Linked DNA regions of Homo sapiens: region 2 is linked to region 1. Evidence: chromatin contacts called from ENCODE Hi-C or POLR2A ChIA-PET data. All regions are on one chromosome and are shown on one strand. Each heading gives the region's core, a stretch centred on a gene start or an enhancer-like site at or near the end of the contact. The rest is flanking DNA. Distances are from core to core; before and after follow the strand shown.

Region 1 (5,873 bases), core at 1-2,500:
ATTTTGCTTTAAATATATATGAGTCTCAAATCTACTTACAGGTCTTACAGTTAATTTTCCATTTTCTCAACTGGAAAAAATAGAAAATTTTAGTTTCATTAGAAATTGTTTGGTCTTTATTTCATCAAGATTATTTAACTGGTTACTGCACAAGAATCTAAGCTACCGTAATGCTGGAACTGTTTCATGTTTCTCTTCCTTTTCCTGATGCAGTTCATTCAGTGATAGGATCACAGTAATATTCCTACTAATTTATTAACCCAAATTAGTGCTTTACAGTAACTGTCAACTTTGCATTTCTCAAGAGCAAAAATTTTATTACTTGCCAGTGGAAAATCCAGTTAACTCTCAGCATACATACATGTTTCTCCTAAAAACACCTTACGATACTGAAGCAAAGAAATAAGATTTTTGTAATTATGCTACCATTCTGTACTATACACGCTGTAAACTAGGCCACTGGTTTTTTGTTTTTTTGTTTTTGTTTTTGTTTTGGTAATCTGGTTTGAATCTATCAAAGATTTAAAAACCTTTGTATTCCTACCATGCTAGATTCAAAACAACACATGACACTTTTTCTCTCGTGTGGGTTTCCAGGCCATGATAGCGACAGGTCTGCGGGACGCTGGCGCCCGGCCCGAGCGTCGTTGTCACTCCAAGTCCACAGCCTCTAGAGCCAAGGCAAGGGACCTCACCAGGAAGGGAGATTCGCCCCCTGTGCCCCTGGGACGTCCGAGCGGAACCCATCGGCCCGGCTCCCGGAGACTCGCGGGGAGGAAGGGCTGTCAGGCCAGGCGCGCATCACGTGAAGCTGCCAGTTCCGGGATCAAAGACGTACCCCGCACGTGGGCTGGGCGCCAGCCTGGGACCCCCGGGGGCCGCGCGCCCACCGCCCAGGAGCCCACCCCAGCCTCCACTGGGAAAATTAGCCCGGAGCCAACGTGTCGCGGATCCCACAGCCGCCTGGAGCCCTCCCAAAGCCCCGCGCCCAGGCCTCCCCGGGCACAGGCGGCGCCCCCTTCGGCCGCGGCCGCAGTCGCCAAGGGTGGCTTCCCTCTCTGAGTCTCCGCCCCGTGCGCCCCGGCACAAGAAAAAGCGGATTCCGGGGCCAACCGCCCGCCGCCTCCGTGCACTCACGTCCTCCATCCTGCCCCCCGCCGCCATTTCCCGACGCCGGAGGCCGAAGCCCTGGCCAGCCCGGCCTCTCCACCTGGACCTGTAAGCCTCTGGCCGCGAAACTCGCCACCTTCTGGGACCTGCCAGGCCCCTCCCCAGACACACCCCCTCCTGCGTCCGCCCCGCCTCCGGCTGGCCCGATCCCCGCCCCCTTAGCTCCGATTGGCTGAGATGGTGGGAGGGGTGTGCCGGCCCAGAAGACCTGGACTGTGGGCGGTGGCTACCGCCTGAACCACCTCGGTTCCTGGGGCTTCTGGCCGCAGCCCCTCGGTGCGCTCTTACCCAGAGACTTGAGCATTTAAGGATGCCTTCCTAGTCCAAGAATTTAACTATTTTCGGGCTCCACTTGCATATTTTAAGAACATTAACTTTTTTCGGTCTTGCCTGGTTGTTTGCAGACACAGCTCTACGCCTAGGTAGAACCAGCGGTAAAATCCTACTCCGCCAGCAGAGGGACAGGAGCAGAATAAAGATTCCAATTTCCATGACATATTTACAGATTTCTCCAATGGGAAACAAAGCAGTTCGGAATGCTTACGGCGTTCGTTTATTAAGACAGAGTCTCGCTCTGTCGCCCACGCTGGAGTGCCCTAGCACGACCTCGGCTCACTGCAGCCTCGAATTCTTGGCCTCCTGGCCAGTTCTCCCACCTCAGCCTCTCAAAGTACTGAGATTACAGGCGTGAGCCACTGGGCCCTTGTTTCTTTTAAAATTGAATTTCAAAAAGAGAAAAAACTTCAATGACATTTTCTAAAAAGCTCATGATTGTAAAAATGTAAGCAAACAAGGAAAGAAATTTTCTGTTACCAGCTCCCGGAGAGAACTTTGATATCAGTTAGAATATATACACTCATACATTTTTTTGGTGGGGCGGCGGAGACGGAGTCTCGCTCTGTCGCCCAGGCTGGAATGCAGTGGTGCAATCTCGGCTCCCAGGTTCAAGCCATTCTCCTGCCTCAGCCCCCTGAGTAGCTAGGATTACAGGCGCGTGCCACCAAGCCTGGCTATTTTTGTATTTTAGTAGAGACAGGGTTTAGCCATGTTGGTCAGGCTGGTCTGGAACTCCTGAGGTCAGGTGACTCGCCCGCCTCGGCCTCCCAAAGTGCTGGGATTACAAGTTTAGCCACCGCGTCTTGCCCACTTTCATACATTCTAATGCTTATTTGTACATTGAGTATAGTGTGATCCAGTTTAGGATGTGTGAGATAAAACTACGCAAATGTTAGTGAAGGAAGAGATGGTGTAAGACTCCACGTGATCTTCTTTTTTCTTTTTCTTTTTTTTCTCGTAGAGACAAGGTCTCACTATGTTGCCCAGGCTGGTCTCATAATCCTGAGATTCTATGAATTATTTATCACAAGCCTTTTCTAGACGTGCAAATTTTCTTCTCTGCATTTTATTTTGAAAATTTTCAAGCCTACAGAAATGTTGAAAGATTAATACAATGAACATCCATGTACCCCTCACACTTGATTCATTAGTTGTTCATTTTTTGTCTTGGTTGCTCTGTGTGTGGGTGTGTGTGTTCACATACTTTTTTTTTTTTTTTTTTTTTTGAGATGGAGTCCCGCTCTGTCGCCAGGCTGGATGGAGTGCAGTGGCGCGATCTCGGCTCACTGCAAGCTCCGCGTCCCGGGTTCACGCCATTCTCCTGCCTCAGGCTCCCCAGGGTCTGGGACTACAGGCGCCCGCCACCACACCCAGCTAATTTTTGTATTTTTAGTAGAGACGGGGTTTCACTGTGTTAGCCAGGATGGTCTCGATCTCCTGACCTTGTGATCCGCCTGCCTTGGCCTCCCAAAGTGCTGGGATTACAGGTGTGAGCCACCGTGCCTGGCCATTTTTTAACTGAACTACTTGAAAGTAAATTGAAGACAATATGAAGCTTCATTCCTAGATACTTTGTTGCCTAAAATAAGGATATTTTATATTTTCTTTCATAACCACAATATCAATATTACACACAACTAATAGTAATTCCATGTTTACTAATAACCAATCTATGGCAAAAATTTTCTAAGTTGTTTCCAAAATGTCTTTTTTAGCTGCTTTTTTTGTTTTATTTTGTTTTGTTTTGTTTTTGAGATGGAGTCTTGCTATGTTGCCCAGGCTGGATTCACACTCCTGAGTTCAAGCAATCCTCCCACCTCAGCCTCCCAAGTAGCTTGGATAACAGGCATACACCACTGTGCCTGGCCCAGCTGCTGTTTTTTCTTTTTCAGTAACCAGAATCCAATCAAGGTTCACACATTTCATTTCATTATTATGTCAAGACATGCTTTTCTGTTGTTGTTTTCGACACAGGATCTCACTCTGTTAACCAGGCTGGAGCACAGGGGCGCTATCATAGCTCACTGCAGCCTCAACCTCCTGGGCTCAAACAATCCTCCCTCTTCAGCCTCCCAAGCATCTGGGACTATATGTTCACACATCCATACCAGGCTTATTTTTAAGATTTTTCTTTTTGTGAAGATGGGACTTTGTTATGTTGCCCACGCTGGTCTCAAAACTCCTGGTCTCAAGCCACCCTCCCGCCTCAGTCTCCCAAAGTACAGGGATTACAGGTGTGAGCCACTGCACCTAGCCAAGACATGTACTTTCACAGGGACAGCACACTGGTTAAGACCAGGGCTCCAGAATTAGTCATGGAGGTTTGAGTTCTGCATCTTACCAAGCATGTGATATTGGGCACTTAGCTTAAGTTCTTAGGAGCTGACTGGGCAAGGTGGCTCATGCCTATGGCCCCTAGCATGTTGAGACACCAAGGCAGGAGGATTGTTTGGTGCCTGGAGTACGGGACTAGCCTGGGCAACATGGTGAGTCTCTGTCTCTACAAAAGATTAGAACATTAGCTAGGTGTGGTGACGTGCACCTGTAGTAGCAGCTACTTTGGAGGCTGAGGTGGGGAAGTTTTAGTTTCCCTTTTACAGAAATTTTCTTTCCTTTTGTTTTGTTTTGTTTTGTTTTGAGATAGAGTTTCACTCTTGTCGCTCAGGCTGGTGTGCAATGGCGTGATCTTGGCTCAGTGCAACCTCTGCCTCCCAGATTCAAGTCATTCTCCTGCCTCAGCCTCCCAAGTAGCTGAGATTACAGGCGTCAGCCACCATGCCTGGCTAATTTTTGCATTTTTAGTAGAGACAGCGTTTCACCATGTTGGCCAGGCTGGTCTTGAACTCCTGACCTCAAGTGATCTGCCCACCTCAGCCTCCCAAAGTGCTGGGATTACAGGCGTGAGCCACTGTGCCCAGCCAGAGATTTTCTATTAAATAAAATAATGCATGTAATGCTCTTTATACAATGTTGTCTCTACAAAGCACTAAGCAAATGTTAGTCATTTTTTGTCTAAATCAGATTTATTAAGGCATTATTAACATACATAATCATTTTTGTTTGTTTTTTGTTTGTAAAGACAGAGTCTCACTATAGGCTGGTCTTGAACTCCTGGTCTCAAGTGATTCTTCTGCCTCGGCTTCCCAAAGTGCTGGGATTACAGGCAAGAGCCACCATGCCAGACCCATTGTTTTAATAATATATTAAAAATATGTTCTCAGCCCATATAATGCTCTAATGACTGTTAAAGCAATTTATATAAGCATAGCCCTGTAAATAAGTTATATTTAAAAAGTATCTGACACTTCATTTTTGTATGACTAAAGATCTTTTGGTGAAGATTCTTGCGTTTATTTACTTATGAGGAGTAAGGAGAGGAGGAGAGAAGCTGTTTTCCTAGTGTTGGGGCTCAGAAGATAATATCGGCTAGGCGCAGTGGCTCACACCTGTAATCCCAGCACTTTGGGGGGCCAAGGCGGGCGAATCACCTGACATTAAGACTTCAAGACCAGCCTGGCCAACAGACGAAACCCCATTTCTACTAAAAATACAAAAATTAGCCAGGCATGGTGGCATGCGCCTGTAATCCCAGCTACTCAGGAGGCTGAGGCAGGAGAATGGTTTGAACCCAGAAGCGGAGATTGCACCACTGCACTCCAGCCTGGGCAACAGAGCAAGACACTTTTCAGATTTAAAAGTTTAAAAATGCAACTAGCCTGGCCAAAATGGTGAAACCCCGTCTCTATCAAAAATACAAAAATTAACCAGGTGTGGTGGTGCGTGCCTGTAGTTTCAGCCACTCAGGAGGCTGAGGCACAAGAATTTCTTGAACCTGGGAGGCAGAGGTTGCAGTGAGCCGAGATCATGCCAGTGCACTCCAGCCTGTGTGACAGAGCAAGACCCTGTCTCAACAACAACAACAAAAAAAAAGAAGAGGATAATATCACAAGTATAGTGCTTTTGCATGCTGAGTACTTGAAGTGAAGGACACATTGGCAGGCCTCAAAAGCCAAGTTTCTCTATGACTTTTGAACAAACAGGCCTTGCTGACCCTGGTACTAAGCATTAAAGTAGATGCTTGTAAATTCTTATCCCTACTCAGTCTATTGTCATTAGATCACCTGTAATCCCAGCTACTCAGGAGGCTGAGGCAGGAGAATTGCTTGAACCCGGGAGGCAGAGGTTGCAGTGAGCCGAGATCGCGCCACTGCACTCCAGCCTGGGTGACAGAGCGAGACTCCCTCTTAAATAAATAAATAAATAAATCTGTTATGCTTTTCTCTTGTTAATCTGGCTTTTGTTATAGGAGTGTCAGCCATGACCTTTCCACCTCTATGCTACCAAACAGTTCACCATTAGAAGATGCT
Region 2 (5,873 bases), core at 1,409-3,908, 33 kb before region 1:
TTTAGTAAAGATGGGGTTTTACTATGTTGGCCAGGCTGGTCTTGAGCTCCTAACCTCAGGTGATCCACCTGCCTCAGCCTCCCGAAGTGCTGGGATTACAGGCGTAAGCCACTGCATCAGCTGTTTTGCTACTTCTGATACTTAGTTTCATTTTCATTTATTGTTTGAAATGTTCATCATTGCATTCAGAAAAATGTTGATGATTATACAACAAACATGTTGATGATTACATAAGAACATAGGCACCCTAACTTTTTAACTACACTGTTCCTTGTAAACCAAAGTTCATCCTATAAATCTCAGATACTGACTATAGATCCAAATTAAATTTTAAAAATAAATAAGAGTTAATCATCTACCACTGGTGTTCCCTTTTGAAAAGAAAAACAACTGAAGGCAAAGTTTATAGGCTCTTCCAGAACAGAGAAACAGATTTCTAGAGAAGGCAATGGCTTTGAGATACATACACTTATTAAAAAGAAAGGAAGGCCGGGCACAGTGGCTCATGCCTGTAATCCCAACACTTTGGGAGGCCAAGGAGGGCGGATCAAAAGGTCAGGAGTTTGAGACCAGCCTGGCCAGCATGGTGAAACCCCGCCTGTACTAAAAATACAAAAATTAGCCAGGCATGGTGGCATGTGCCTGTAATCCCAGCTACTCAGCAGGCTGAGGTAGGAGAATTTCTTAATCCCGGGAGGCGGAGGTTGCAGTGAGCCGAGATCATGCTACTGCGCTCCAGCCTGGGCAACAGAGCGAGACTCCGTCTGAAAAAAAAAGAAAGAAAGAAAGGCGCCATTGCACTCCAGCCTGGGCGACAGGGTGAGACTCTGTCTCAAAAACAACAACAAAAAAAAAAACCCCCAAAAAACAAAAAAAAACGGAAGGGAGAAAGGAAATTTTAAAAATACAATTTGGCTTTAGTTTGTGAATGTTGTGTGCAGGTGACACACGATCTTTTTTTTTTTTTTTTGAGAGACAGTGTCTCATTGTTGCCCAGGCTGGTCTCAAACTCCTGGCCTTGAGTGATCCTCCTGCCTCAGCCTCCCAAAGTACTAAGATTACAGGCATGAGCAACTGCTCCCAGCCATACACAATCATCTTTATCTTAGTAGAAAACTTTTAGAATGCCCCGGCAATGGCTGTATCTAAAAGAAACAGGTATTTGCCCTCCATAAGTCAAATAGATGTGGCCAAATCAATATATCCCTTGCCTATATAGTTATATCGAACACATCCCTATATGGTTACATATCAAATATTGAATATTCAGCTAATGATCAAAAAAGATTAACACAGTCATAAATATCCCCTCCCCTCATATTCAGCCTTCAACCAAAAGTCTTTCTAAGGCAGCATATAACAGTGCTAACAGCAAACTGACAAATTAAAGGGGCATACTAGGAAAAATGGAGAAATAATGCCATTTGCTCTGAAAAATACTTCAGTTTTATCTTCAGAATCAGATATGTTTAATATCTGCATATAACTTAATATGCATTTCTTCCATTACAATTTTTAAGTATAATCCAAGGCTTTAAAAGGTATCTTTTTTTTACAGTAATTTAAAATTATAGAAGATGCCTTTCCTATAATTGAAGTTATTGATCAATTGAAGGTATAACCAGACTGAAATATACAGCAACTTCTTGAAGAATGGCAAAAATAAAGTGAAAGTTCTAAATTCTTCTCTGAATTTTTCAGCTATTGCTAATGGAAGGTGCTGCCAATATAATAGGCAACACAGGTTCGTCTAACACAGGTCGGTCTAACACTGGTCCAAGTAATCAATCATCATATCTTATTTCTTTTCTTTTTCTTTTTTGTTTTTTTGAGACGGAGTCTCGCTCTGTCGCCCAGGCTGGAGTGCAGTGGCGTGATCTCGGCTCACTGCAAGCTCCGCCTCCTGGGTCCACACCATTCTCCTGCCTCAGCCTCCCAGGTGGCTGGGACTACAGGTGCCCGCCACCATGCTCGGCTAATTTTTTTTGTATTTTTAGTAGAGACAGGGTTTCACCGTGTTAGCCAGGATGGTCTCAATTTCCTGACCTCATGATCCGCCGTGCCCAGCCCTTATTTCTTAAGAATAGAAAACTGTAGGAATTTGCATAGTAGATCACCTGGTGAGACCTCAGTCCTATGGTGAGAAAAATTCTCTATAAAAGCTATATGGTCCATGATGTCATCCAACACCACATAAGCATATAAAATACATGATAAGGCTCTCCAGGAAAAAATATTCACAAGAAATAATGACTTCTTTCATCAGCTTAAAAGTGGGAAGAACTTATTTGATTAAAACCCTGTTTAAAATCGATTGTCTTGTTAGACTTCCCCTATCCATAATGAAATCATTACAGGGTTCTAATGTCAGGTGGAAAAGTGTTGACTATGGAGTTGTTTAGCCTCTGATCCTAGGATAAACCAAGCAGTTAAATAATTTCCAAAAGTACAAACAGACATTCCCCTCAAGTTATCCGGGCTTCTACAGGTACTTTTCAAGTGACCCACAAGCCCTATATTTTAAACAGCCACAGAAGTCAGAACCAAATTCAGGTTTCCAACAAACACTGTAAAATGCTATTCAGCAAAAGCTGCAGTTCCCCGTGGCAGCTTGTCAGGTGGTCAGTCAGTCTCAATTACTCTGGGTTCCTCTGCAATTGCTGTCATGACCGTGAGCCTCTCACGTTCTACTTGGCTGACAGCCCAGGTCTGAGGAAGTGAGAGCCAACAATCGCTTACTCAGCAGCGCATTGTGTCGCTTCAGGTATTCAATGGTGTCTCCTTGCTTTTCAACAATTTCTTCTAGGCTTGAAATAGTTCTGCAAGTAATCAAGATATAAATGGGTTACACATATTCACCAATACTCATTAGTGTCTTTGCAAATGAGTACCTACTAGTTTTTAGTAAAGCATATTGTATTTGCCACCTTTTCTTAGATGTCAGAAGCCAGGGTAATATTGCCAAATAAGATTATTTTCATAAATCATTTTAGTAACTTCTACTCTTGAAATAAATTTAAAATGCTATAAACTTTCACACCTCTATGTTTTAAAAAAGGCCATCATTGCTTTATTTAAGAAGGATCCTAATTTGTTAGAGTAAGATAATTGAGTATAAGTAATCAACTTAAATGGCGTTTAAAGATAAATAAAGGCAAAATTCATTCAATAATCAGATGACGATTAAAATAGACTACTCTGACCATGGGAAACAATTTTTTAAATGTATGGCATTTGTTTATTTTTGCATTTCTCCTTTTTTCTCCCATACCACAAAAATGTATCTTTTTGCACCTGACACAAATAAAAATATTATATAAGTATATAAAACAAACAAAAAAAATCTAACTCCTTCCTACACTACTGCCCCAACCCACTTCGGTCTCACTGCTCAGAAGTAATAGCTATAAAGTGTTTTTAATTTCCTTCCACTAATTTAAGATATTAGTACTAGGAATAGTGATGATGATAATGATAATGACAATAATATGCCAGATGAATTTTAATGTTGACTAAAAATTGCCTATTCAAGAAATAAAATGTTATTGGATGTGTTTTACTCAGATATTCTATATGTGCTAAAAGGGAACTATTTCAAGGGATGGTAAGTGAGAAATTCAGCATGAAAAATATCACATGGGAATGGTCCCATGTGAACAAAAAAGATTTATTCTTAGAAATAAATAGTTATGCTTATAAATAATGTGGTTACAGGAATGGGCTATGTAACCACATTACTATTATTATTATTTTTTGAGACAGAGTCTAGCTCTGTTGCCCAGGCTGGAGTGCAGTGGCATGATCTCTGCTCACTGCAACCTGCACCTCCTGGGTTTAAGCGATTCTCCTGCCTCAGCCTCCCAAGTAGCTGAGATTACAGGCGCCTGCCACCATGCCCAGCTAATTTTTGTATTTTTAGTAGAGACAGGGTTTTACCATGTTGGCCAGGCTGGTTTCAAACTCCTGACCTCAGGTGATCTGCCCGCCTCAGCTTCCCAAAGTGCTGGGATTACAGGTGTGAGCCACCGCGCCCAGCCAATAACCACATTATTTATAAGCATAACATGAAAAAAACTTTGAATATGCTATTATTTATAAGTATATTCGGAAAAAGACTATCTGAATTCTAATCCTGACTTTGTCACCCACAGACTGTGTGAACTTAATAAGTTACCTAAACTCTCTGGTCTTCAGAGGTTAACACAACAACAAACATTTAGCACTTAATATGTATAAACCACCTAGGAACCTCCCACTCTTTTTTTTTTTTTCTGAGCTGGGCTATTCACTGAAAAAATACTCTTTATATAAAGGTTTTCAAGTTATCTTGATGGAACTGAGAAGGGATATGCTCTGAGTAGAGTCAACTCTTGTATATACTGACTTTTTTTTTTTTGAGACCGAGTCTCTATTTTTTTTTTTTTGAGACGGAAACTTGCTCTGTTGCCCAGGCTGGAGCACAGTGGTGCGATCTCAGCTCACTGCAAACTCCGCCTCATGGGTTCATGCCATTCTCCTGCCTCAGCCTCCTGAGTAGCTGGGACTATAAGCGCCCATCATCACGCCCGGCTAATTTTTTTTTTTTTGTATTTTTCAGTAGAGATGGGGTTTCACCATATTAGCCAGGATGGTCTCGATATCCTGACCCCATGATCCACCCGCCTCGGCCTCCCAAAGTGCTGGGATTACAGGCGTGAGCCACCGTGTCCGGCAGAGACCGAGTCTTGCTCTGTGGCCCAGGCTGGAGTGCAATGGCGCAATCTCGGCTCACTGCAACCTCTGCCTCCCCGGTTCAAGCTATTCTTCTGCCTCAGCCTCTAGGATTACAGGCATGTACCACCATGCCCGGCTAATTTTTGTATTTTTAGTAGAGACGGGGTTTCACCATGTTGACCAGGCTGGTCTCAAACTGCTGACCTCAAGTGATCCACCCTCCTTGGCCTCCTATAGTGCTGGGATTACAGGCGTGAGCCACCATGACTGACCATCTTCTTTTTTTTTTTTTTTTTCAACACAGAGTCTCACTCCATTGCCCAGGCTGGAGTGCAGTGGCATGATCTCGGCTCACAGCAACCTCCGCCTCCAGGGTTCCCGCGATTCTCCTGCCTCACCCTCCCGAGTAGCTGGGACTACAGGCGTGCACCACCACACCCAGCTAATTTTTATATTTTTAGTAGAGATGGGGTTTCAGCACGTTGACCAGGCTGGTCTTAAACTCCTGACCTCAAGTGATCCACCCGCCTCAGCCTCCCAACGTGCTGGGAATACAGGCCTAAGCCACCACACCCAGACCTGGACATCGTCTATATACAGTAGACTTTCAATTAACATCCCTGTTCCCTGCCCTATGTTCCACTCCTGGGCATCCTGTTCATTTCTGAGTTCCAAGTCTCTCTGGGGCTACACAAAAAGAGTGGCTGCCTCCTTGGCTTTATTTCTCCCCGTGTCCTCTAAATGTAGCCTCTCTGCCCTGTGGTATTGTCTACCGCTCCTTCATCTGTATTCTGTAGCCCACACATTTTCAGAAATCACTCAACCATCGATGGTCCCTTTCTCCTCCAGTTTTTCTGCTAGTGTGGGTAGGTTGGTCTTTTTTAATCCTTCACTATCCTTTTGGAAGGATCTGGGGAGGGTGAAGGGATAAACGTGTGGCTAGATTTACCTTCTTTCATTGGAAGTTGATTCAAATTTTCAAACTGAGATGCATTTTCAAAGAAGCATTCCATACAAATTTTAAAAGTAAAAGAGGAATATAAACTGAATTTTTTTTTTTTTGGAACAAAGTTTCACTCTCGTTGCCCAGGCTGGAGTGCAATGGCGTGATCTCGGCTCACTGCAACCTCTGCCTCCCGGGTCCAAGCGATTCTCCTGCC

The links. Hi-C counts contacts between places; a loop is a spot of excess contacts on that map. ChIA-PET counts read pairs that join two places held with the same protein, here RNA polymerase II (POLR2A). Pooled maps may share reads with other maps.
Region 2: a map of gastrocnemius medialis shows a loop between it and region 1 (4-fold over the local background). The contact joins the enhancer-like site here to the promoter of TMEM192 in region 1. A Hi-C loop is called at or near these places in 1 of 168 maps with a recorded cell type or tissue (gastrocnemius medialis) and 1 of 50 pooled maps. POLR2A ChIA-PET finds 5 or more read pairs at or near these places in 6 of 52 experiments (BJ, Caco-2, MCF 10A and 3 more).

The regions. Positions count from the first base shown.
Region 1 is chr4:165,111,610-165,117,482 of GRCh38, forward strand. It overlaps TMEM192 (transmembrane protein 192), which reads right to left and starts at 1,251. Exons shown (of 6, transcript NM_001100389.2): 1 at 1,138-1,251. The coding sequence starts at 1,164. RefSeq lists enhancers at 527-766, 1,547-1,606 and silencers at 797-1,056, 1,225-1,423.
Region 2 is chr4:165,076,978-165,082,850 of GRCh38, forward strand. It overlaps TMEM192 (transmembrane protein 192), which reads right to left. Exons shown (of 6, transcript NM_001100389.2): 6 at 1-2,819. The coding sequence ends at 2,681. Among named protein-coding and RNA genes, the nearest start is that of TRIM75, 26 kb to the left of the region's middle. Within about 2 kb of position 2,659, at least 2 of the 41 ENCODE cell types and tissues checked have a DNase peak (open chromatin) inside an H3K27ac peak, as active enhancers do.